Regions from separate parts of the Homo sapiens genome. Here all the other regions are linked to region 1. The links are chromatin contacts, found by Hi-C or POLR2A ChIA-PET in ENCODE. All regions are on one chromosome and are shown on one strand. The core of a region is the stretch at or near the end of the contact, and the rest is flanking DNA. Distances in the headings are between cores, read along the strand shown.

Region 1 (6,428 bases), core at 1,395-3,894:
CTCTTAAGTTCTATAATATTTTTCAATTAAAAGCTGGTGCTGGCTGGGCATGGTGGCTCACACTTATAATCTCAGCACTTTGGGAGGCCAAGGCGGGTGGATCACCTGAAGTCAGGAGTTCGAGACCTGCCTGGCCAGCATAGTGAAACCCCATCTCTACTAAAAAAAGAAAAAAAAATTAACCAGGCGTGGCAGCATGCGCCTGTGATCCCAGCTATACTCAGGAGGCTGCGGCAGGAGAATTGCTTGAACCCAGTAGGCAAAGGTTGCAGTGAGCCGAGACTGCGCCATTGCACTCCAGCCTGGGCAACAGAGCAAAAACTCCATCTCGAAAAAAGAAAAAACGAACAAGGCAGAGAGGTCTCTCATCTTGAGAACAGACCCATGGTAAGATTTATTTTACTTTAACAAGAAGTCTAAGGCTGAGAGTGGTGGCTCACACTTGTAATCCTAGCACTTTGGGAGGCCCAGGCAGGCGCATCACTTGAGGTCAGGAGTTTGAAACCAGCCTGGCCAACAGGTGAAACCCTGTCTCTACTAAAAATACAAAAAAATTAGCCGGGCATGGTGGTGGGCCCCTGTAGTCCCAGCTACTCGGAAGGCTGAGGCACGAGAATCGCTTGAGCCCGGGAGGCAGAGGTTGCAGTGAGCTGAGATCACGCCACTGTACTCCCACCTGGGCGACAGAGGGAGACTCCAACTCAAAAAAAAAAAAAAAAAAAAAAAAAAGAAGTGTATATGACAATAGAGAAATCCTTATTTGGGTGCTGTTGTTTCTTTCCAGCACAAGTTCACAAAATAAGCTAGGGAAAATCCCCCCCGCCCGGGAAATGTCTTGGTTGATTTCCCGTTTGCTCTCTTAGAGCATTTTCAGACACCTGCTCTATCTTTCTGCCCAAAGATAGAGATGCTGGGTGGGTTTCTATGTTCTAGGGATAGAAGGCAAGGACTTGGTCACTGTAACACAGAACTGAGCTAGCCACTTGGGTGTCTGGTTGGCAAGTTGCCCTGGTAACTCCTTGTTTAAATTGTAAACTAGATAGACCTTCAAAGCTACAATTATGAAAGTGTACTAACAGCCACAGCCCAACAGAAATGAAAATGTACAAGCAAGTACATTTGCAATTTTTAATTAGCTTTTTTTTTTTTGAGATGAAGTCTCCCTCTGTCGCCAGGCTGGAGTGCAGTGGCGCGATCTCGACTCACAGCAACCTCCGTCTCCCGGGTTCAAGCGATTTTCCTGCCTCATCCTCCCGAGTAGCTGGGTCTACAGGCGCGCGCCACTATGCCCAGCTAATTTCTGTATTTTTAGCAGAGACGTTTCACCATGTTGGGCAGGATGGTCTCACCTCTTGATTTCGTGATCCGCTTGCCTCGGCCTCCCAAAGTGCTGGGATTACAAGCGTGAGCCACGGAGCCCGTCCAATTTTTAATTAACACTTTTTTAATACTTCTTTAATTATTGTTTAAACCAAGTTTTCCAGCCTCCTTCATTAGCCTGTTTGGTATTTGCATGCTTTGCTTGAATATTTTATCTCCAGCCCATTCCACACCGTTAGTCAACATTTTCATCTGACAGACGGAATCAAGGCCTAGGCCTCCCTTAAACAAAACATCCCTCCCAAAAGTACCACTTATAAAAATTGCTTGCCACAGACATTCTTGCTACAGACATTCTTTGCGGATCTTTGGCCAGTAACATGCATATACCCACACATAGTTTGCAAATAACAACTATTCAACGTGAAGTGCTACAAAAGTACGATGATAAAGTGCTCGCCGCTTGAAGAAAAGCACTAATAATTGTAACAAAGCCAAAACACACACACACACAACGAAAAAAAACGCACGGTAAGCCAAGAGCTCTTTAAAAATAAAAAATAATCATTCTCGGGAACAAATAAGGTAGGTACAAACTTGCCAGGTGACTCTGTTACGCTTAAAGGTTCTGGCTGTCAACAGTCCCCGGCGTGGTGGCGGCGGCACCCTCAGTCCCATCCGACTGAGGGCGTTGATGCGGGAGCCTCGGGGCTGCGGGACTGTTCGGGATAGGACGCGAGAGCACCTGGACAAAGGCCTGAGGCGGCTGTGCAGAACAGGGAGTGGCCCCGAGGCCCGGGTTTGTCTTCCCTTCCGGTCACCCCTCCCGGCCCAATGTCCCCAGGCCCCTGCTTACCCCGCTGGGCGCCGTATCCCTGCGCTCGGCGCCGCGCTCCGGAGCGAGTTGACAGCCGCGGCAGGCGAAGGCGCGGCAGAGAGGGGGGAGAAAGGTCTTCTTCCCCGCCCGCAAGACCACCATGGCCCCACGCCCCCTGGCTCCCGCGGCGCACGGCAGCATTGCGACGGCGCGAGGGGCCGCTTTACGGCAGGGTCGCGAAGCCCGAGGAAGCGCGGCGGCGCGGCCGACCGTGCGCTTTCCCAGCGGTGCGACGGGGTGAGGGGGCGGCGGGCGGCGCGGGCTGACCCGGGCGGCCGCTCCTTGGTCGCGGTCACTCCAGGCTGCCTCGCTGCGCCGCTGGCGGTGGGCGTGGCGCTGCCGGCGGCTAGGCGCGGACGCCGGAGGAGGTGTCCCCGGGTTTAGGGGTGTTCGGCCAGGGGCGGGGCTGCCGGGCCCGGGCGACTGCCGGAGCTGCGGAAGTCGTGGAAGCGTCGGCGACGCATCGCGCGATGGCGCGGGCGGGACAGGTGAGCGAAGCGCGGCTTGTAGCCTTTTCCCTCTCTCGGGGGGACGAGTGGGGCACCACCTCCGCGCGGGGCTCCCCGCTGGGCCACCCCTTCGCCAGCGCCCAGCCCCGTGCGGCCTGTCGGATCAGGCAGGGCAGAGTCGGTCTCGGCGCTGTCCCCGCCCCTGGGGTCGGAAGCGACCGGGGCTGGCCGGGCCTGGTCTCTGGTGTCTCCGGCCGGGCCTCGGTTCCCCTCCTCCCCCGGCTTCCCCCGGCCGGGCCGAGCTCCCCTCGCGCGCCCATTGTGAGGTCACGTCCTGCAGGCGCGCCCTGGCACCCGGGCCAAGACGCCCGGAGCGGCTGCTGCAGCCAGTAGCGGCCCCTTCACCGGCTGCCCCGCTCAGACCTAGTCGGGAGGGGTGCGAGGCATGCAGCTGGGGGCCCAGCTCCGGTGCCGCACCCCGTAAAGGGCTGATCTTCCACCTCGCCACCTCAGCCACGGGACGCCAAGACCGCATCCAATTCAGACTTCTTTTGGGTAAAGGGCCAAGAGGGAAGGGCGAGGCGGGGAGGAAGCAGCTCGGGCCGCCTTCCCTCCGTGGCCTCCAGGACATCCGCCGGGGATAGATTATGCGTTTCCATTGGTTACCCACCTTGAGCGAGCCGTTTGATAGAAACCAAGAGCTTGAAACGTGCATTAGGCCATTGTGGACTCCCAGTGGGAGGCGAGTGAATGAATTATTCATAGTTACCACGTTTTCGCGGGTTGTTTTTTTTTGAGAGAGTGGAGCATGTTGGGGGCTGAGGAGGTGTTGGGCCTCGAAAGCCCAAGGTGGTGCCCTTCAGCGCTGTCCCGGTCGCTCTTCTTTACCTGTGGGGTTTTAATCTCTTCAGGGAGACTTCTGTGAGGGAAGATGTGTGAGGAGCTAAAAGGGTGGGGAGGGGAAGTGCACAAAGGGATGGAGAGAAACGAAGAAGCGGGGACCTTGGGGATGTCTGAGAGCCACTGGTTTTTGTTCTGGTTCTTTCTTTTGCTTAGAGTTTCTGGAAACTAGGCATAGCTGTGTGGCGGGGCGGGGTACTGTTAGTGTTCGGAAGGTTACAAGAGCTACTGTTTCACCTTTCATAAAGGTGCCCTGCTGGTTCCAAATAGTTTGTGTCGCGTACGGTGACTCACACCTTAATCCCAGCACTTTGGGAGGCGGAGGCGGGCGGATCGTCTGAGACCAGCCTGGGCAATATAGTGAGACCTGTCTCTACTAAAAATAACATTAGCTGGGCGTAGTGGTGTACGACTGTAGACCCAGCTACTGGGGAGGCTGAGGTGGGATGACTGCTCAGAAGTATACCTTTTTAAAATGAGAATTTTAGAATGACTTAATATACCATTAGTGTTCTGCAGAAGCCTTGTGCTGTAGTAAGTTATCATTCTTGTCGTCTTTTAGTGCTTGTGAAACTGAACACAACAAAAGTATGGATATGGGAAACCAACATCCTTCTATTAGTAGGCTTCAGGAAATCCAAAAGGAAGTAAAAAGTGTAGAACAGCAAGTTATCGGCTTCAGTGGTCTGTCAGATGACAAGAATTACAAGAAACTGGAGAGGATTCTAACAAAACAGCTTTTTGAAATAGACTCTGTAGATACTGAAGGAAAAGGAGATATTCAGCAAGCTAGGAAGCGGGCAGCACAGGAGACAGAACGTCTTCTCAAAGAGTTGGAGCAGAATGCAAACCACCCACACCGGATTGAAATACAGAACATTTTTGAGGAAGCCCAGTCCCTCGTGAGAGAGAAAATTGTGCCATTTTATAATGGAGGCAACTGCGTAACTGATGAGTTTGAAGAAGGCATCCAAGATATCATTCTGAGGCTGACACATGTTAAAACTGGAGGAAAAATCTCCTTGCGGAAAGCAAGGTATCACACTTTAACCAAAATCTGTGCGGTGCAAGAGATAATCGAAGACTGCATGAAAAAGCAGCCTTCCCTGCCGCTTTCCGAGGATGCACATCCTTCCGTTGCCAAAATCAACTTCGTGATGTGTGAGGTGAACAAGGCCCGAGGGGTCCTGATTGCACTTCTGATGGGTGTGAACAACAATGAGACCTGCAGGCACTTATCCTGTGTGCTCTCGGGGCTGATCGCTGACCTGGATGCTCTAGATGTGTGCGGCCGGACAGAAATCAGAAATTATCGGAGGGAGGTAGTAGAAGATATCAACAAATTATTGAAATATCTGGATTTGGAAGAGGAAGCAGACACAACTAAAGCATTTGACCTGAGACAGAATCATTCCATTTTAAAAATAGAAAAGGTCCTCAAGAGAATGAGAGAAATAAAAAATGAACTTCTCCAAGCACAAAACCCTTCTGAATTGTACCTGAGCTCCAAAACAGAATTGCAGGGTTTAATTGGACAGTTGGATGAGGTAAGTCTTGAAAAAAACCCCTGCATCCGGGAAGCCAGGAGAAGAGCAGTGATCGAGGTGCAAACTCTGATCACATATATTGACTTGAAGGAGGCCCTTGAGAAAAGAAAGCTGTTTGCTTGTGAGGAGCACCCATCCCATAAAGCCGTCTGGAACGTCCTTGGAAACTTGTCTGAGATCCAGGGAGAAGTTCTTTCATTTGATGGAAATCGAACCGATAAGAACTACATCCGGCTGGAAGAGCTGCTCACCAAGCAGCTGCTAGCCCTGGATGCTGTTGATCCGCAGGGAGAAGAGAAGTGTAAGGCTGCCAGGAAACAAGCTGTGAGGCTTGCGCAGAATATTCTCAGCTATCTCGACCTGAAATCTGATGAATGGGAGTACTGAAATACCAGAGATCTCACTTTTGATACTGTTTTGCACTTCATATGTGCTTCTATGTATAGAGAGCTTTCAGTTCATTGATTTATACGTGCATATTTCAGTCTCAGTATTTATGATTGAAGCAAATTCTATTCAGTATCTGCTGCTTTTGATGTTGCAAGACAAATATCATTACAGCACGTTAACTTTTCCATTCGGATCATTATCTGTATGATGTGGTGTGGTTTGTTTGGTTTGTCCTTTTTTTTGCGTTTTTAATCAGAAAACAAAATAGAGGCAGCTTTTGTAGATTTTAAATGGGTTGTGCAAGCATTAAAATGCAGGTCTTTCAGAATCTAGAACTAGGCATAACCTTACATAATACTAGGAAAATTATGAGAAAGGGGAAATTTTTGGTTAAATAAGAGTAAGGTTCAAACACAAGCAGTACATGTTCTGTTTCATTATGCTCGATAGAAGGCTTTTTTTTCACTTATAAGGCCTGATTGGTCCTACCCAGCTTAACGGGGTGGGGTTTTTTTGTTTGTTCAGACAGTCTGTTCTTTTGTAAACATTTTTAGTTGGAAAAACAGCATCTGCATTTTCCCCATCCTCTACGTTTTAGAGAGGAATCTTGTTTTTGTGTGCAACATAAGAAAATTATGAAAACTAATAGCCAAAAAACCTTTGAGATTGCATTAAAGAGAAGGGATAAAGGACCAGCAATAATACCTTGTAAGTTGCTTTTGTTTGTAAAATCTGAGCTTATAGTTTTCCTTAGTGAGTAAATTCATAAGGATGGGAACATTTAAATTAAGTTAATGGGCCTTTAAAAAAAAAAAAAGGAAACACTCATACCTGTAGTTGGAGGATGAATACTGGAGACGGGTTACCAATGTCAGGTTATACTAAAACTAAATCAGAAAGTCTGAATGTAGCACATAATGGTTCTCTTCTGTTGTCCAAGGCTGT
Region 2 (6,428 bases), core at 2,140-4,639, 1.8 Mb after region 1:
TTTAATTCTTTAGGGTATATACTCAGAAGTGGAATTGCTGGATCTTATAGAAATTCTATTTTTAATTTTTGGAGGGATACCTATTGTATTAGTCAGGGTTCTCTAGAGGGACAGAACTAATAGGACATATATATATAGGACATATATATATAGGATATATATATAGGACATATATATATAGGATATATATATAGGACATATATATATAGGATATATATATAGGACATATATATATAGGATATATATATAGGACATATATAGGATATATATAGGACATATATATAGGATATATATAGGACATATATATATAGGATATATATACAGGACATATATATAGGATATATATAGGACATGTATATATAGGATATATATAGGACATGTATATATAGGATATATATATAGGACATGTATATATAGGATATATATAGGACATATATATATAGGATATATATAGGACATATATATAGGATATATATATAGGACATATATATAGGATATATATATAGGACATATATATAGGATATATATATAGGACATATATATATAGGATATATATATAGGACATATATATAGGGTATATATATAGGACACATATATAGGGTATATATATAGGACACATATATAGGGTATATATATAGGACACATATATAGGGTATATATATAGGACACATATATAGGGTATATATAGGACACATATATAGGGTATATATAGGACATATACATAGGATATATATATAGGACATATATATAGGATATATATAGGACATATATATAGGACAGATATATATAGGACATATATAGGACAGATATATAGGGTATATATATAGAGGACATATATATAGGGTATATATGTAGAGGACATATATATAGGGTATATATGTAGAGGACATATATATAGGGTATATATGTAGAGGACATATATATAGGGTATATATGTAGAGGATATATATAGGGTATATATGGATAGCAGATATACAGGGTATATGGATAGGAGATATATACAGGATATATATGGATAGGAGATATATACAGGATATATATGGATAGGAGATATATACAGGATATATATGGATAGGAGATATATATATATAGGACATATAGATAGGAGATATATATATAGGACATAAAATAGGAGATATATATAGATAGGAGATATATATATAGGAGATATGTAGGAGATATATGTAGGATATATATATAGGATATATGTAGGATATATATATAGAATATATAGGATATATGTAGAGGATATATAGAGGATATATATATAGAGGATATATATATAGAGGATATATATATAGAGGATATATATATATAGAGGATATATATATATATAGAGGATATATATATAGAGGATATATATATAGAGAGAGGATATATATAAAGGATATATATATATACAGGATATATATATATAGAGGATATATATATAGAGGATATATATATAGAGGATATATATATATAGAGGATATATATATAGAGGATATATATATAGAGGATATATATAGAGGAGATATATATATAGAGGATATGTATATAGAGGATATATATATATAGAGGATATGTATATAGAGGATATATATATATAGAGGATATGTATATAGAGGATATATATATATAGAGGATATATATAGAGGATATATATAGAGGATATATATAGAGAGGATATATATAGAAGATATATATAGAGGATATATATATAGGATATATATAGGATATATATATGGGATATATATATAGGATAGTTTATATGTATGTATATGGGACATATATATAGTTTATATATAGTTTATATACACATATAGTTATATATACATATACATATATGTTTGTATATATACATATATAGTTATATATACATATATAGTTTATATATATATATGGGACATATATATATATATGGGATAGTTTATTAAGGAGCATTAACTCACACAATCACAAGGTCCCACGATAGGCCGTCTCAAGCTGAGGAGCAAGGAAGCCAGCCCGAGTCCCAAAGCTGAGGAACTTGGATTCCGATGTTCGAGGTCAGGAAGCATCCAGCACAGCAGAAAGATGCAGGCTGGGAGGCTGGGCCAGTCTAGTCTTTTCACATTCTTCTGCCTGCTTTATATTCTGGCCTCTCTGGCAGCTGATTAGATGGTGCCCACCCAGATTAAGGGTGGGCCTGCCGCTACCAACCCCCTGACTCAAAGTTAATCTCCTTTGCCGACACCCTCACAGACACACCCAGGATCAATACTTTCCATCCTTCATTCCAATCAGGCTGACACTCGGTATTAATCCTTACACCCATATTGTTTCTACAGCAGCTGCACCTCTGTAATTCCCACCAACAGTGTACAAGGGGTCCAATTTCTCCTCATCTTCCCCAACACTTATTTTCTGTGTTTTTTTTTTTTTTTTTATGGTACATCTTAATGGATGTGAGCTGGTATCTCATTGTAGTTTTGATTTGCATTTCTTTAATGTTAGTGACTTTTAATTTTAATTTTAATTTTTAAATTTTTTTCTTTTGTAGAGACAGGGTTTCACCATGTTGTCCAGGCTGGTCTTGAACTCCTGGGCTCAATTGATCCTCCTTCCTCAGCCTCCCAAAGTGCTGGGATAACAGGCATGAGCCACCATGCCTCTGGCTTTTAATAAACATTTTTGTATGTCTTCACTGTGATGAGCCACCTAGATCCCCCTTCCGGGAAGGACTTGTTACCCCAGCTGCTTGGGGTGCCTTCAACTCTCAGTCCCTTCAGAGACTGTTCAGCTGCAAAGAGCCACCCTGTCCAAAGCCGGGACTCTTCCTGGGCAACTGCATTCAACGACTCCTCAATGTGGGGACCACCTCTGCCCGAGTCAGGAAGGTCTCCCGGGGCCACTCTAGCTTGGAGGCTACTGTTTGGTCTTTGGGGCTATCACTGGGTCTGCATGGAAGTTTGCCTTCTCCCTCGTCCAATCCTGCTTCTCTCTCCTCCTTCCACCGATGCCGAGGCAAGCCCCTCGTAAACATCCTGTGGTACCTCCCTAAGAACCCAACGTGCCAGGCTCGCTTTACGTAGACTGGCGACCGGAGACTGATTTCTTTGGCATGAGTCAGCTTGATGGGGTGGGAAGATGTCCGTTTTAATTTGCATCTCTTTGTTAACTGTTGAGGTTGAACTTTTTTTTTTTTTTTTTTACAAGCATTGACTGAATGACTTCCTTTGTGGATTGCCTTTGCGAATGACTTCCTTTGCCTGTTTTTCTACTGAGATGTTTGTCTTTTTCTTATTGGTAAGAGTGCATATATATATTACCGTCATAAAGATATAATCTTTGCTTTTCGGATATGGTTCACAAAATGTTCTCACGTTTTCCCCAGTCAGCCGTGTGCCTGTTACTTTTGTGGTTCAGGGCACAGGCGTAGCCACACTGCCCCACCGCTTCCTAGCTCTGTAGCTTTGGGTGCATTGCTTCACCTACCAGAGCCTTTGCAGTACCTTGTAGGTTTGTTGTGGGAATTAAATGAGTTAATACAGTACTTATAACAGGGCCTGGAATACAGCGAGTATGAGATAATTATTTGCTATTTTTATTAGTGTCTATCTTATTTTTCTTATTGGCCATATGTATAGTATTGTATTTTCTGTAGTTAAAGCTATCTTTTGTGGTTTTTGTCTTTGGAGTGATATGTAGAAAGAACTTCTTTATTTTTATTTTATTTTATTTTTGTAGAGACACGGTCTCATTATGTTGCCCAGGCTGCTCTCAAACTCCTGGGCTCAAGTGATCCTTCTGCTGCAGCCTCCCAAAGTGTTGGGATTATAGGCGTGAGCCACTGTGCCCAGCCAGCTTCTTTATTTTAAGATTATATAAGTATTTACCTCCATTTTCTCTTTAGTACCTTTATTACCGGTAGAAGGTGTCCAGGTTCTTGGTGTCTTGAACAAAGAAGTGGACAAAACGCACAAACAAAGCAGGGAAGGAAGGAAGGGATTTACTGAAAACGGAAGAACCCTCCACAGTGTGGGGGCAGGCCTGAGCGTAGGGGCTCAAGGGCCAAGTTACAGAATTTTTGGGAGTTTAAATACCCCCTAGAGGATTGCACTGGTTACTTTGGGTATTCCTGATGTAAATGGAGAGATCAAAGTAAAGTTACACAGTCATTTAAGGCGTATGCCCTATGGAGAGGGTGTTTCCTGTCATAGCTGAAGTGTGAATCGGCCTTCTGTTCCCTGCCTCCAGACCCTATTTTCCTGCCATGAAGCCTTCATGATTTCATATATATATATTATATATATATAATATATATATATTATATATATATTATATATATATAATATATATATTATATATATAATATATATATAAATAAATATATTTATATATAAACATATAATATATTATTTATATATATATCTCCATATATGTGTGTGTGTCTCTGTCTGTCTGTCTATCTATCTATCTATCTATCTATCTATCTATCTATCTATCTATGTATCTGCAGAGAGAGAGAGAAGAGACAGAAAGAAAGAGATAGGGTCAGGGTCTCACTCTGTCGCCCAGGCTGGAGTGCAGTGGTGTGATCTCGGCTCACTGCACCCTCCACCTCCTGGTCTCAAGTGATCCTCCCACCTCAGCCTCCCAAGTAGCTGGGACAATAGTCACACACCACCATGCCTGGCTAATTATTAGCATTATTTTTTATTTTTTGGTAGAGACAGAATCTTATCGTGTTGCCTAGGCTGGTCTCGAATTCTTGGGCTCAAGCCATCCACCTGCCTCAGCCTCCCAAAGTGCTGGGATTATAAGCGTGAGCCACTGCGCCTGGGCTAAAAATATATATGTTTGGATCTTACATCCATCTGGAATTCAGAATGTATTTTGATGTGAGGTTTAATAGATCCATATTTCTTGAGTATCCAACATTCCTTTTCGGCCCCAACTGGCCCCCTCTTTAAAAAAAATTGATACTGTTAAATAAACGTTTTCTTTTAGGACGGCTCTAGAGGCACAGAATCATTGTGAAGCTAGTACAGAGCGTTCCGTACCTCTCACATGACCTCCCTGATTGCGAACATCTCGCAGCATGTGGTACAGCTGTCACCATTACGGCACCGTTATTGACACCTTAAGTCCACACTTTATTCACATTCCCTTAGTTTTTCCCTAATGTCCTCTTCCTGTTCCACGATTCCACTCAGGACCCCACGTGACATTCAGGTGACATGCCTCCCTAGGCTCCTCTCGACGGTGACAGTTTGAATGTGACAGTTTTGAGGATAAGTGGCCGAGTGCTTTGTAAGATGTCCCTCAGTTGGGATTTGTCTGATGTTCTCATGGTTAGACTGGGGTTATGGGAGGCCATTTCATCACATCAAGGTCAAGGGTCCGTGCCATCAACGCCACTTATCCCTGTTGATTCTGGCCTTGACCACCTGGCGGAGATCATGTTCATAGGGTTTCCCCTGAAAATAAAAACGGAGCTCCTCCCCCTGGCCTGCCCCTGTGCTGTCCTCTTGGGATGCGTCTGTCAGTGCAGCCCACGCTCCCGAGCTGGGAGTTCTGCTGCTCCTCCTTGAGGGAGGTGTTTCTGCATACATTAGGTGGAATTCTTCTGCGGGAGATTCACCTCCTCTCCCCTCTTCAGGTGTTTATCCAGTCATTGATCTGTATCCCCACAGACTCAAGGACATTTGTTTTCTGCTTTGGGTCATAACCCAGTACTGTTTTATTTTGTGGCTCCAATTGTCCCAGCCTAGGCCGTTGAGAGCTCCTTCAGGGGCCTCCTGGGTCCTTCGTCATCTCTGTGGGTTCCTTCTGAGTTCCCTGTTTCATGTCTGGCCCCTGTGATCCACTGTGTCCTGTGTCCCGTCATCCCTGTGTCCTGTGTCCCATCATCTCTGTGTCCTGTGCCCTGTTGTCACTGTGTCCTGTCGTCACTGTGTCCTGTGTCCTGTGTCTCATTGTCACTGTGTCCTCTTGTCACTGTGTCCTGTGTAAGCTGCTGCTTGGCCTCTGTGAGTCTCTCAACACAGCCCTGAGCTTCTGGAGGGAGTGCTTCCTGTCTATGGAAGTTGTTGAGCGGACAGGCACACAGCTGGAGAGTCACTCCAGGACAGAACCCAGGGAGGAAAGGGCCGCTGGGAGAGGCATTCGTAGAAACAGACAGACGTGGGGCCCGAAGAGCCCTGGAGACTGCTGCGCCCAGATCTATGCTTGGCCTATTCAGTTCTTGAGCTAAGAATCCTTCCTACTCCCCTCCCCTCCCCTCCCCTCCCCTCACAGCATATGGTACATTTGTCACCATTATAGCACCATTTTTGACATATTAAATCCACCTTTTATTCAGATTCCCTTAGTTTTTCCCTAATGTCGTCTTCCTGTTCCACGATTCTACTCAGGACTCCACGTGACATTCAGGTGACATGCCTCCTTAGGTCCCTCCCCTCCCC
Region 3 (6,428 bases), core at 2,121-4,620, 1.3 Mb after region 1:
GAGCAGGCTCCTGGCTCTGGGTGAGCTGGGCAGGTGAGAGGCTTGGGGTGAAGACCCTCTCTGGAGGAGTTCACAGCCTGGTACTTCTTACTTATCTGTCCATTCAGGGCTGGAGTGGCCCAGCTAGGCAGGTGCTGAGGCCACCCAGCTGAAGCCTGAACAGGTTGACCCCTCCGCTGATGTTTGAGCGTGTTTACCACAGGAAGAGAAGCTCCTCAGCAATTGTTCCTTCTTTTCAAAGCAGCATTTCCTATTTCATTTAGAATTAAAGAAAGAATAAGGAATTCTCTAGGCCAGTGGTTTTCAAAATATGGCCACTGGTGCAGCATCACCTGGAATTTTGTGAGAGCTGCAAACTATCCCCCACTCCAGACTTACAGATTTAGAAATAATGGGGCGGAAATCCCTGATCGAATGGAACATTCTGGAGTTCGTCCCCTCACCCAACCTTAAGATGAACTTGGAACAAGGGTGCTCAGCCAGAGGGGCAGGTGAGGCCGCAAGTCCAGCTGCCCCTGTTCACCTAGGTAAGCACATAGACTGTGTCTACCCCCTGGGGGCACCTTGCTCTAAATCATCTGCCCAATCAGGACCAACATGGTCTCTACAACGTCACTTCTGAGAACCACTTGTCCACAATGAAGGGAAGAAGAAAATCCATCAGCACCTGGTGAATTGGGAAACAATGGGGCTCTCACTTGCTAAATGCATTCACCTGTTCACTTATTTAATACACTCTGCCCTGCAGGGTAGAGAAAAGACACATGAGGGGCCCAAGGAACTTAGAACCCACCTGGTTAGAAGAAACTAACAAGCAAGAGACAGGGTTAGAAATATAAATGTGACATAAGGGCAAGCCCCCAAATAAGAAAGAACACAAGAAGAGAAGAAGGGATAGATCAAATCCTAGTGGTCTGGAGAGATTAGATGTGGCTTCTCAAAGCCAACAAAGATAGCACCACCAACAATAATACACCAGCAATAATCGCTATTTATTTTTTCAACTTTTTTATTGAGAGAAAATTTACATAAAATTCACCATTGTAACCATTTATTTATTTATTATTTTTTGAGATGGAGTCTTGCTCTGTCGCCCAGACTGGAGTGTAGTGGCAGGATCTCGACTCACTGTAGCCTCCACCTCCTGGGTTCAAGTGATTCTCCCGCCTCAGCCTCCTGAGTAGCTGGGATTACAGGAGCGCATCACCACACCTGGCTAATTTTTGTATTTTTAGTAGTGACAGGGTTTCACCATGTTGGTTGGCCAGCTGGTCTCGAATTCCTGACCTCAGTTGGTCCATCCTCCTCGGCCTCCCAAAGTGCTGGGATTATAGGTGTGAGCCACCACGCCTGGCTTGTTTTGTATTTTATTTATGTATTTGCTTTTTTAGACGGAGTCTCACTCTGTCGCCCAGGCTGGAGTGCAGTGGCGCAATCTCGGCTCACTGCAACCTCCGCCTCCCGGGTTCAAGCAATTCTCTGCCTCAGCCTCCCGAGTAGCTGGGATTACAGGTGCCTGCCACCACACCCGGCTCATTTTTCTATTTTCAGTAGAGATGGGGTTTCACCATCTTGGCCAGGCTAGTCTTGAACTCCTGACCTGGGGATCCACCCGCCTTGGCCTCCCAAAGTGCTGGGATTACAGGCATCAGCCACTGTGCCCAGCCGTTTTGTATTTTTTTAGTAGAGACGGGGTTTCCCCCATGTTGGCCAGGCTGGTCTCGAACTCCTGGACTCAAGTGATCTGCCTGCCTCGGCCGCCCAACGTGCTGGGATTGCAGGTGTGAGCCACCGCGACCGGCCGCTTTCTCTTTCTTTCGAGACAAGGTCTTGCTTTGTCACCCAGGCTAGAGTGCAGTGGTGCTATCATAGCTCACTGAGCCTAGAACTCCTGGTCTCAAGATACCTCCGCCTTATTCTCCTGAATAGCTGGGTTTACAGGCATGTGCCACCGTGCCCGGCTTTTTTTTTTTTTTTTTTTTTTTTTTGAGTCTCTTGCTCTGTCGCCCAGGCTGCAGTGCAGGTGGTGCAATCTCGGCTCACTGCAAGCTCCGCCTCCAGGGTTCACGCCATTCTCCTGCCTCAGCCCCCGGAGTAGCTGGAACTATAGCGCCCGCCACTACGCCCGGCTAATTTTTTTTGTATTTTTAGTAGAGATGGGGTTTCACCGTGTTAGCCAGGATGGTCTCGATTTCCTGACCTCGTGATCTGCCCGCCTTGGCCTCCCAAAGTGCTGGGATTACAGGCGTGAGCCACCACGCCCGGAGTTTTTTTTTTTTTTTTTTTAAGAGGGAAGTGGGGTTTCTCTATGTTGCCCAGGCTGGTCTTGAATTTCTGGCCTCAAGCGATCCTCTTGCCTCGGCCTTCCAAAGTGCTGGGATTACAGGTGTGAGCCACCACACCTGGCCAATTCAGTCTTAAACCAATTTTCTGAGGCTTCGTTTTGGCAAGGCTACTTATCTGTTTTAAAAATAAACGATGTATTTTAGTAAAAGAAAAAAAATGGAGGAAAAAACAGGGTTTTGATCTCATGGAATAATTATGAGGCTAATCTAATGAGCTTCATAAAATACTATACCCATACATAGTATGCTTGTTATTTTATTGTTTTGTCAGGGTCCAGAGAACTAGGCCACTGTGTTGCTTAGGCACCGTGTCTGCACATAGTTCATTCCGGTGTACATTCATTCATCTTTACACTAGAATGTTAGTTTCAAGAACTCAGTCACCTCGTCTACACTGTCCTTTAATCCCCAATACCTGCGACAGTTCCTGGGGCAAAAACAAATGCTTGTTGAATTAAAAAGAAAAACTGGGCCGGGCGTGGTGGCTCACGCCTGTAATCCCAGCACTTCGGGAGGCCGAGGCAGGCGGATCACCTGAGGTCAGGAGTTCGAGACCAGCCTAACATGGTGAAACCCCGTCTCTACTAAAAATACAAAAACATTAGCCGGGTGTAGTGGTGGGTGCCTGTAATCCCAGCTACTTGGGAGGCTGAGGCAGGAGAATCGCTTGAAGCCGGGAGGCGGAGGTTGCAGTGAGCCGAGATCACGCCATTGCACCCCAACCTGGGTAACAGAGCGACACTCTGTCTCAAAAAAAAAAAAAAATTCCTGTAGAAGCTCCCAAGCCCAATTAAAGCTCAAGGCTATCGTCCACGTAGTGGGTTCCAAATCGCTAAGTTCCCAGGCCAGCAGGGAGAGCGAGCCGAGCGAAGGTCGCCTGTGTCAAAGGCGGGGATTTGCACAGTATTTACATGGAAGCGGAGGAAAGGCTGCTTAGCAACCGGGCTGAGGGGACGGGCTGCACTGCGCACGCGTACATGGGCGGGGCATCTTGCGCATGCGCAGGCGACAGCTCATGGCGTTCAGGGCCTGACGGTTGCTAGGGTGACAGGGACACAACATGGCGGCGGGATCTCTAACGCTCTCCTTCGAGGGACCACCACGGAGATCCTAGTGCGGGACCCCGCCTCAGGGAAGTGGAAAGCAGGGGGACAACCTTCCTGCTTCTTTCTTTTCCGTCCAGTGTCGGCAAGGGGTTGTCACCGGCTTCCGCATCCAAGATGAAGAGTGAGTGGGGCCGGGGAAAGGGGCAGGGACTGGAGAGCGAGTGGCGGGGGAGGGAGGGACTGGGGGAGCTTGAGGAGCTTGAGGGGCCTGTGGGGCCGGGCGTCGTCGCCTTCTGCCGTGGCTCGACAGGCCCGGGAGGCTCCGCATGTGGGCCCCGAATCCCCCTCGGCTGTGAGAAGCCGGTGCCCCTGGGGGAAGCTTGAGGGGTTGGGGCTAGGTTGGGAACTTTGGGGTCTCGGAGAGCCGACTCGAGTTCCCGCTCAGGCATATTTTGGTGCAGGTGCGTGGTTCTTACATTGGAGTTTAGGGAGTTGACTGTGATTCATTTTATTTTATTTTAAATGCTGGCTTGAACCTGACACTCTTTTCCTGAACATTCGGCAGAAAACGGGGGAGCGCTTACAGCGTGGCTCCCTGCCTTTTCATGATACTGGTTTAGTGACCAATTGAGAGGAAAGCTGGGCTGTGTGCTTTATTTTATTTTTTGGGTCAAGCAGTAGTGTTTTATAGGAACCACTTTTTAATAGTAGTTTTGAAGCAACCTTTTAGTTAAAAGCTGTTACTTCAAAGTTGGGAAATGAGGTAGTCATTCTAGAAAATGTAACGGGTAAAAAATTTTCTTTAGTGGGATTTGTGGATTATTGACAATCCAAGTGCAACCAGCTAGAATGATGTTTTTAAAATTATTATTACTGTACAGATATAATTGTTTATGGTTGTGAACCAGAGGTGCAGTAAAAATTCAGACCTTTGCTGTGAAAATATTATGTTAGGAGTAGTTATAATGTTAAATTTGCATTGTATCCTAATTGTCAATGGTGTACATTGCATAACATTTAAAATAATTAATCTCATTCACCCTTTACAAGGCATTTTTATTTTTATTTTATTTTGTTGGATATTGTTTAATGTTTACCTTTTTCATTAATGCACTACAAAGCTGTAGTTAGAATCCAAGGTCTACAAAAGACTTTACACTTTTACTTACAGTGCAGACTATGATACTGCACATATTTTGTACTATATTCATTTTTTTCTTCCCATCTGTTTGTTTTGAAAATTTTCAGATGTACAGGAAAGTTGCAAGAGCAGTACATTGAATATTTATAAACCCGTCCTTCACTTAGCTGCACCATTTTGCCTTATTTTTGTGTGCTCGCTTTCGCTCTGGTGTTTTCTCTCTCCCATTTATGTATTTATTTTCACTGGACCTTTCAAGAGTTAGTTGTAGACTACTAATAATTCACCACTTCTTTCAGCAGTTATCTGCCAAGAACAAGGACATTCTCCTACATCATCACAGTACAAATAACACATTTAGAAAATTTAACAATGATACAATACTCTGATACACAGTCCATATTTCAGTTTTTCCATTTATCCCAATAACATGTGTTATAGTTGTTTATATTTTTTCTATCCAATCAAGAATCACCAATTGTATTCTGTTGTCATATCTCTTTGGTCTCTTTTAATATGGTGTCCCTGCCTTTTGTGTCTTTCATGACAATGATATTTTCATTTTTATTTGGCTGTCCTCTGTAGGCCAAATGACATTTTTAAAGAATCCAGCCCAGTGTTTTGCAGAATATCGCTCAATTTGGATTTGTCTGATTTTCGCCTCATGATTAGCTTCAGCTTAAATGTTTTTACCAGGAATATGTGAGAGGCAACGTTGTGTCTCTGTCAGTGTGGCCCTTCCAGAGTGCCTGATGTCAGTTCGTTGCAGTTTTGCTGAAGTTAGATTTGATCATTTGGTTTATTTATCTACCTTCTTTTTCTCTTAGACTCTTTTTTTTTTTGGACAGGGTCTCTCTGTGTCACCCTGGCTGGAGTGCAGTGGTGCAATCTTGGCTCACTGCAACCTCTGCCTCCCGGGTTCAAGTGATTCTCCTACCTCAGCCTCCCAAGTAGCTGAGATTACAGGTGTGCACCACCACGCCCAGCTAACTTGTATTTTTTGGTAGAGACGGGGTTTCAACATGTTGGCCAGGCTGGTCTCAAACTCCTGACGTCAAGCGATCCACCCGCCTCAGCCTCCCAAAGTGTTGGAATTACAGACGCGAGCCACTGTGCCTGGCCTTCCTCTTAGACTCTTCATACCCCACTACCTAGAGGCATCACTTTCAGTAATTTACTCTCTCTATATATATTATATATAAATATATAAATGTGTATTTCTCCCTTTTTAAAAGACTAATGTTAGCACTGCATGTGTATACCTATATAGAAATATGTACATATGCTGCCTGGGCGCAGTGGCTCACACCTGTAATGCCAACACTTTGGGAGGCCGAGGCGGGCAGATCACGAGTTCAGGAGATCAATACCATCCCAGCTAACACGGTGAAACCCCGGCTCTACTAAAAATACAAAAAATTAGCCAGGCGTGGTGGTGGGCACCTGTAGTCCCAGCTACTCGGGAGGCTGAGGCAGGAGAATGGCGTGGACCTGGGAGGCAGAGCTTGCAGTGAGCTGAGATCGGGCCACTGTACTGCAGCCTGGGCAACAAAGCAAGAGACTCCGTCTCAAAAAAAAAGAAAATAAATATGTATATATGCGTATATATATATAAAATTTACATTTGTGGGCCGGGTGCAGTGGCTCACGCCTGTAATCCCAGCACTTTGAGAGGCTGAGGTGGGTGGATCACTTGAGGTCAGGAGTTCGAGACCAGCCTGGTCAACATGGTGAAACCCCGTCTCTACTAAAAATACAAAAATTAGTCAGGCGTGGTGGCAGGTGCCTGTAATCCCAGCTACTTGGGAGGCTGAGGCAGGGGAATCGCTTGAACCTGGGAGGGGGGCGTTGCAGTGAGCTGAGATCGCACTACTGCACTCCAGCCTGGGCAACAGA
Region 4 (6,428 bases), core at 2,885-5,384, 1.2 Mb after region 1:
TAATTATTTCCTCTATGCAGAATAAATGATCTCACTCCATTTATCTGGCTTCTTCTCAACTGTGGGGTCTCAGCTTAAATATCACCACCACAGAAAGGCCTTCTCTGACCAGATCACTCAAGAGTACCCAACTGTCCCTTCTTTCCTCTATCATATGTGCTTCATAATCCTCATTACAACCTCTAATTGCTTTATTTGCTAAACCATTTAAAAATCATCTCTCCTACAAGAATGTAAGCAACATGAATTCTCTCTTGCTTACCAAGGTAAATCCTAGTATCTAATAATAGCTTTGGCACAGAGTAGATGCTCAGTAAAGATTTGTTAACTTCAGGTCTTACTGCAAAACAATAGTCTCAATCCAATTTTTAAAATTGGGCTGGGCATGATGGCTCACGCCTGTAATCCCAGCACTTTGGGAGGCCGAGGTGGGAGGATTGCTTGAGGCCAGGAGTTCGAGACCAGTCTGGCCAACATGGCGAAACCCATCTCTACTAAAAAATACAAAAATTAGCCAGGTGTGGTGGCGCACACCTGTAATCCCAGCTACTTGGGAGGCTGAGGCAGGAGAATCACTTGAACCTGGGAGGTGGAGGCTGCAGTGAACCAAGATCGTGCCACTGCACTCCAGCCTGGGTGACAGAGTGATATTTCATCTCAAAAATAAATAAATAAATAAAAATATAATGAATAATGCTTCCTTAGTCATGACTATTTCAGTTAAAAAAATACAAAACACCACCCTATGGCATCCTTCAAGTTACGATGCTTCCTTTCCCCACTAGCCCTGTCAATCTCATAACCCTGGAAGGTGGCAGCTAGCCTTCACTGCTGACTACTAACACCCAACTGCCACCCAGATGGATGATTTCTCAAACTGGAGCTAGGACTAATATAGAGTCTAAGTCATCCACTTCGCTGTACAATAACCATGTTATCAGAGTGCTCTGGGTACACTAATGGTTTCAGGATTCTCTCCAAAATCCCTAGGAAGCAACAATTTGTATCCCTATTGTAGAATCTATGTTTGAAATCTGGCTACGACATCTATTAATTATTTGAGTATTAAATTATTAAGGAGGAACGTAATGAGACTGAGGCAGTCATTTATCTTCCAGACAAAATTTTGTCACTTCCTTGCTCCCATCCCCATTGGCTACCCAATGGTCACAAGCTAAAGCCTAACACAAGCATGGAAATTAGACACTATGACAAAACAGTCTATATCTAACTTCATCTCAGGCCACTCTTCCATCCACACACTGTGCACTCCCTACCCTTTAGCAATCACCCCTCTACACGCTTCTTCTCTCAGCCCTGGGCAACCACTGATCTCCTCTCTGTCTACAGTTCGCCTATTCTGGAGATTTCATCAAAATTGAATCATATAATATGTGGTATTTTGTGTCTGGTTGCTTTCACTTAGCCTAATGTTCTCAAGGTTCCTCCATGTTGTAGCACAAATCAGTACTTCGTTCCTTTTTATTGCTGAACAGCCTTCCATTGTGTAGACAGGCCACGTTTTGTTTGTGCATCCATCAGCTTTCCATCACAGTCCCTGCACACACCATAACCTGTATGTCTCTGCAGAACAAAGTCCCTTTCCACTCTTCCCTATTCCCCCACATGTGCCCTGTAAGAACTAGTCCTCCGCCACCAGGAAGCCTTCATAAATTCCCTCAGATACTTGGTTGGTCTTTCTCTGCTTTCACAGAACTCCATGATGGCAGTTATCGCACAGCACCATCATTATCTGTTTTCTCTCCCCTTCAATGGACTCTTTCTCATCTTCACCTATGTTCTTCTAGTCTGTATACTTTGTGGTGCTTTAAAAGACCAATAAAGAGTATGGTACAATCAATGCTCAATACACGTTTGTTGAATGAATCTCTCTCTCAAAGCACTGTGCTAGATTCACCCAAGTATGACAGCCCTAAATATAAAATAGTGGCAAAAAGTCAATAGAACTCTTATGTCCAGGTCCAAAGAATACATTCATTTTAAATTGAACATGCATCTTGAGTAACAGCTCCCTTCTACCTTAGCAATTCGCAAAGCCATCAACTACTCCCTTCTAATTTTACTGATCTCTCTGTGCATTACTGAATCTAGAAATCTCTTCGTGCTTGACACCAAAGCTTTTCATTATAACCCTTTCCTGATCTATTCCTCATCTTCCCAAGTTCAATCAACTGCCTCTGCCTGATGCCTGTTTCCTTCCTTTTCTTCCCACTAAGTTCCAGTAGCCATTTTTTTCAACTCCTACAGCGGCTAATATGAAATGAAATTCTCCCCAAACTTAAGTGTAACTTCTTTAAGAAAAAATTGGAAAAAAAAATCCAGTAGATGCCAGTCTTCTATTGAAAAAGACACGTGGGTATAATATAGCTGATGCCTAACAAAAGCTACTTCCTAGTCACTCCTTCAGAAGAGGGTTATCCTCATTCCATCTTCCCCACCACTGGTTTTCCAAGGCAGTCCTGAAAATTCAATTTGTGTGTCCCCTACACCTGCACTTAGTTCTCCCTTTTAAAGTTCATGGGCCAGACCATGATCTTTCTGAGGCAGTGACCTCAGGAAGGGTCTGTCTGGTTCACCACAGCATCCCTAGAGCCAGCCTGGCACAGTGCTGGCACACGATGGCCAAATAACCACCAATATGGGACGTAAGTCAGGTTAACAACAACAACAACAAAAATAAGGTCAGAGGTTTATCAAGGTACATTATAGCTGGGTGTGAGAAAACACAAAGTCCTGCAGCCTAAAAGACCAGGAATCGCTGGTGATCACAAGGAGCTACAGTGGCTTCATTCCCAGATTCTACCTATGCCTGGGATTTGCGTTTTGAGATTTCCCAGAACTCTGTCTACAAGACCTTGGCTGCAAGGAGGCAGTCCACAAGTGCAACTGGTCACTCCAATAGATGAGAAAAGGATGCACCCAGGCTGGTATCCCACATTCTGCCAACACATGGAACATAAGTCACAGAACAGAATAAAATTCCTGAATCCCAATAAGAGAGGAAGAAAAAAGTGCAGGGAAGAGAAATGGAGGTAGAGAAGGAGAAACTAAAGTCATGAGAAGTCAGAGACATATCAGAAGGGACTAGAGGGCGAGAACGCAGGCTAGCACAGATGACAGCAGGGGCTCCCCTTTACTGAAATGTACAGCGGCAGGCACCGTGCTTAACTTTACATGCACTGACCCATTTAATCCTCTTACCAAGCCAGAGGTAGAAACTATTCTCATCTCCATTCCACTGGTGATGAAACTGGAGCGGAGTGAGGTAGGGCACTTGCCCCAGCACAGAGCTAGGAAGGGGCCGCTGGGACCTGCCCGGCTCTGACTCCAGGACACCCCATCCTTTAACACTTACTACCTATTCTGCCTCCCATGCCTTCAAATAGGATTGGGAAAGGAGTCATTCACTTATCCACTCATCGAACACTGAACACCAACTGGATGAGTGTCAAGGCCTGGGGCCAGGCGCCGGTGGGCGGATGTAAGGGACGCGGGCTGCGAGTGGGGGACAGAACACGACGTCAATCTTAAGGCGAAGGAGCAGAGCCCGCGGCCAGACCGGCAGCCGGGATGCAGGGTGGGGCCGGGGGCCGAGGGCGCGGGACGCGCAGCGGAGGCCTGAGGAGGGGCGGGCGGCCCCTGTTCCCCGCTGCGGACCGCCGGATTCTGCGGGCGGCGAGCCAGGCGCTCCGTGTGTTGTGGCATTTAGTGTCCGCCACTCCGCGCGGGCGAGACCGCGGGCGAGGGAGACGGGGCGGACGGGCATGGAGACCCTGCGGGGCTGAGGCAAGGGAAGAGTGGCCCGGGGGAGGCCGAGGAGGGGCTCGGGGCCAGGCGTCGGGGGCGTCGGGGGCGTCGGGGCCGCTTGCGGCGTCGCCGGACTCACCTCCCGCGGCAGCCCCTCCGGACTCGTCGGCCCCGCCGGGCCGGAGGAGGCGGGATGGACTCCGGGCCGCGGGGGCTGCCGGGAGCCTGTTCCCTGGGCAACGGGGCCGGCACCGGGGCCAGCACCGAAGAGCAGCAGCTGGCTCCGCCGGGGGCTAGAGCGGCAGAGCCACAAGTGGCAGCGGGCGGGGCGGACGTGACGCAAATGCGTTTCCGGTGGGGTGGGCGGGGCTTCGCGTCTCCTTCTACGGATATCTGTGGACCTTATGGAAGGTGCGTGAGATCGGTTCCTTTCCCGGGGTGGGGTGGCTGTGAATGTTACTGCTTAGGCCGCAGGTTGGACCAGAAGCTCAGGAGCTCCCCGGATTACATGAGGTTAAATGGAGGTCCTCTGTCTTACCCCAGCCTAGCCCGCAGGCCCCTCGCAGCCTCTGCGAGCTGCTCGGGAGACAGTTTTGCCGAGCCTCCGTTTTTTCACATGTGCAGTGACAGATGAACGGGACGATATACGCAAATGAGTGTCAGCAGATCCGACATCCAAATTGTAATTATTGTCACTATAAATTAGTACTAACAGAGTTCACTGGGTACCAAGCCTTGCATGCTCATCTCGTCCAGAAACTCCTCTCTGAACTGCCCTCAGTCAGAACATTCTGCTTGTAATGAAAGCTGGCTTTCGCCTAGTGCTCAGTTTGCTGAGTACTGCTCCAAGCACTTTAAGTGGATCATCTCATTTGAACCTCACAGTGGTCCCATGAAGTAATGTCAACCCCATTTTGCAGATGGGGAATCGAGGCTCAGAGGGGATAAGTAACTTAGCCACTGTGCCCTCACCCTACCCTGTCCTGTGACGCTGATGACTGGTCTGTCTTTACCAGCCCTTGAGTTTCTTGAAGTCAGTTATGTTTTTGGTTCCTAAATATGTGCCCCGTATGAGTCAGGCTGACCATGAATCAGATGTGATCCTGCCCTCAGAATCTCCTGTTGGGGGGAAAACCCTTAGACAATTATAGAACAGGTGGTAAGAGCTATTCCTCCATTTACCTCATTTTATGCAAAGCCTCCTATGTGTGGAAGGTTTGAAAGAGAACGAGACATAGTTCCTACCCTAGTCGAATTTCCAGTTTAGCAGGGAATATAGACATTAAACAAGCAAATACACTCCACTGGTGAATATCATGATAGCAGAATTATAGGGTGTACCACATATCTAGTGGTGAGTCGTAACCCAACCTGGGGGATCCAGGAATACTTCTCTGTGGAAATGACTTTCTAAAAACCTAAATCAGATAATTTCACTGCCCTATCCAGAGCTCATTGCTCACTCCCCATTGTATTAGGTTGGTGCAAAAGTAATGGCAATTTTGGCTGTTAAAAGTAATGGCAAAATCTGTTACTTTTGCACCAAGCTAATACTTAGAAGTCCAAACTTCATTTTTTTATTTTGTTTTGTTTTGTTTTGTTTTGTTTTGTTTTTGAGACGGAGTCTCGCTCTGTCACCCAGGCTGGAGTGCAGTGGCGCGATCTGGGCTCACTGCAAGTTCCGCCTCCCGGGTTCACGCCATTCTCCTGCCTCAGCCTCCTGAGTAGCTGGGACTACAGGCGCCCGCCACCACGCCCGGCTGATTTTTTGTATTTTTTTAGTAGAGATGAGGTTTCACTGTGTTAGCCAGGATGGTCTCGATCTCCTGACCTCGTGATCCGCCCGCCTTGGCCTCCTGAAGTGCTGGGATTACAGGCGTGAGCCACTGCCCTCGGTCCAACTTCTTATCTTGGCCTATTAGGTTCTAGTTGTCTGATCACCTACTCACGCACTAGTCCTTTTCTGTCTATTTCATTCCAGCACACTGGTTTTTTTGTTTGCTTGTTTGTTTTGTTTTGTTTTCTGTTTTTTGAACTCACCAACCTCATTATCATAATTAGGGCACATACTACTGACCTACCCTATTTCTGGCTTTTCATCATTCAAATCTCAGCCTAAACGACACCTTCTCAGGGGATCACACTAACACAAGACCCTGTTTTATTTTCCACACACACTTAATCATGATCTGAACTGATCGTGGTCATTTGTTTATTATCTGCCTCCCCTTTGGAAAGTAAGTTCCATGAAAACGGTCCTGGTCCGTCTCATTCAATCACTTCATTCCCCCATGCCTGGCGTATTGTAGGCAGTAAGCAAATATTTGTTGTTTAAGTAAAGAATGAATGATAAATCAAGATGATATTTTAAAGTGAGGATACTAAGTATGAGGCAGGGGAGTGGGGACACACACAGATAGGAAAAATATTCCAGGTCAAAGTCAGAACTTGTACAGAGCCAGCTCTGATGCACAGAGGGCAAGTGGGAAAGGGTAGAAGCTGAAGTGGTGGGCAGAGCTTGGATAGTAGAGGCCCTTGAGCTAACAGGTGAGATACTGGGTTTTTGCCTTGTGCGAGGCCTCACAGCTTCACATATATTATCTAATCTCAGCAATCCTATGAAATAGATACTATTTTTATTCCCATTTTACAGATGAAAA

The links. Hi-C counts contacts between places; a loop is a spot of excess contacts on that map. ChIA-PET counts read pairs that join two places held with the same protein, here RNA polymerase II (POLR2A). Pooled maps may share reads with other maps.
Region 2: a pooled map shows a loop between it and region 1 (4-fold over the local background). The contact joins the enhancer-like site here to the promoter of BAG5 in region 1. A Hi-C loop is called at or near these places in 1 of 50 pooled maps. POLR2A ChIA-PET finds 5 or more read pairs at or near these places in 2 of 52 experiments (CD8-positive, alpha-beta memory T cell and MCF 10A).
Region 3: a loop to region 1 is called in a pooled map, with 5 times the contacts of the local background. The contact joins the promoter of MOK here to the promoter of BAG5 in region 1. A Hi-C loop is called at or near these places in 1 of 168 maps with a recorded cell type or tissue (ascending aorta) and 5 of 50 pooled maps. POLR2A ChIA-PET finds 5 or more read pairs at or near these places in 1 of 52 experiments (activated T-cell).
Region 4: a loop to region 1 is called in a map of CD4-positive, alpha-beta T cell, with 4 times the contacts of the local background. The contact joins the promoter of CINP here to the promoter of BAG5 in region 1. A Hi-C loop is called at or near these places in 1 of 168 maps with a recorded cell type or tissue (CD4-positive, alpha-beta T cell), 1 of 37 single-sample maps with no recorded cell type and 11 of 50 pooled maps.

Annotation. Positions count from the first base shown.
Region 1 is chr14:103,558,873-103,565,300 of GRCh38, reverse strand. BAG5 (BAG cochaperone 5) reads left to right here and starts at 2,644. Exons shown (of 2, transcript NM_001015048.3): 1 at 2,644-2,685; 2 at 4,109-6,428. The coding sequence starts at 4,137. The coding sequence ends at 5,480. It overlaps COA8 (cytochrome c oxidase assembly factor 8), which reads right to left and starts at 2,341. Exons shown (of 5, transcript NM_001370595.2): 1 at 2,177-2,341. The coding sequence starts at 2,299. RefSeq lists a silencer at 2,387-3,036 and enhancers at 3,377-3,426, 3,526-4,039.
Region 2 is chr14:101,718,997-101,725,424 of GRCh38, reverse strand. The region is part of intron 1 of LINC02320 (long intergenic non-protein coding RNA 2320); the gene reads left to right. Among named protein-coding and RNA genes, the nearest start is that of LINC00239, 8.2 kb to the left of the region's middle. RefSeq lists enhancers at 2,950-3,029, 2,249-3,189. Within about 2 kb of position 3,389, at least 12 of the 41 ENCODE cell types and tissues checked have a DNase peak (open chromatin) inside an H3K27ac peak, as active enhancers do.
Region 3 is chr14:102,302,106-102,308,533 of GRCh38, reverse strand. MOK (MOK protein kinase) reads left to right here and starts at 3,370. Exons shown (of 12, transcript NM_014226.3): 1 at 3,370-3,572. The coding sequence starts at 3,566. RefSeq lists enhancers at 3,151-3,200, 2,967-3,489.
Region 4 is chr14:102,360,596-102,367,023 of GRCh38, reverse strand. It overlaps CINP (cyclin dependent kinase 2 interacting protein), which reads left to right and starts at 4,134. Exons shown (of 5, transcript NM_032630.3): 1 at 4,134-4,179. The coding sequence starts at 4,173. It overlaps TECPR2 (tectonin beta-propeller repeat containing 2), which reads right to left and starts at 4,083. Exons shown (of 20, transcript NM_014844.5): 1 at 3,908-4,083. RefSeq lists silencers at 3,550-3,639, 3,680-4,089.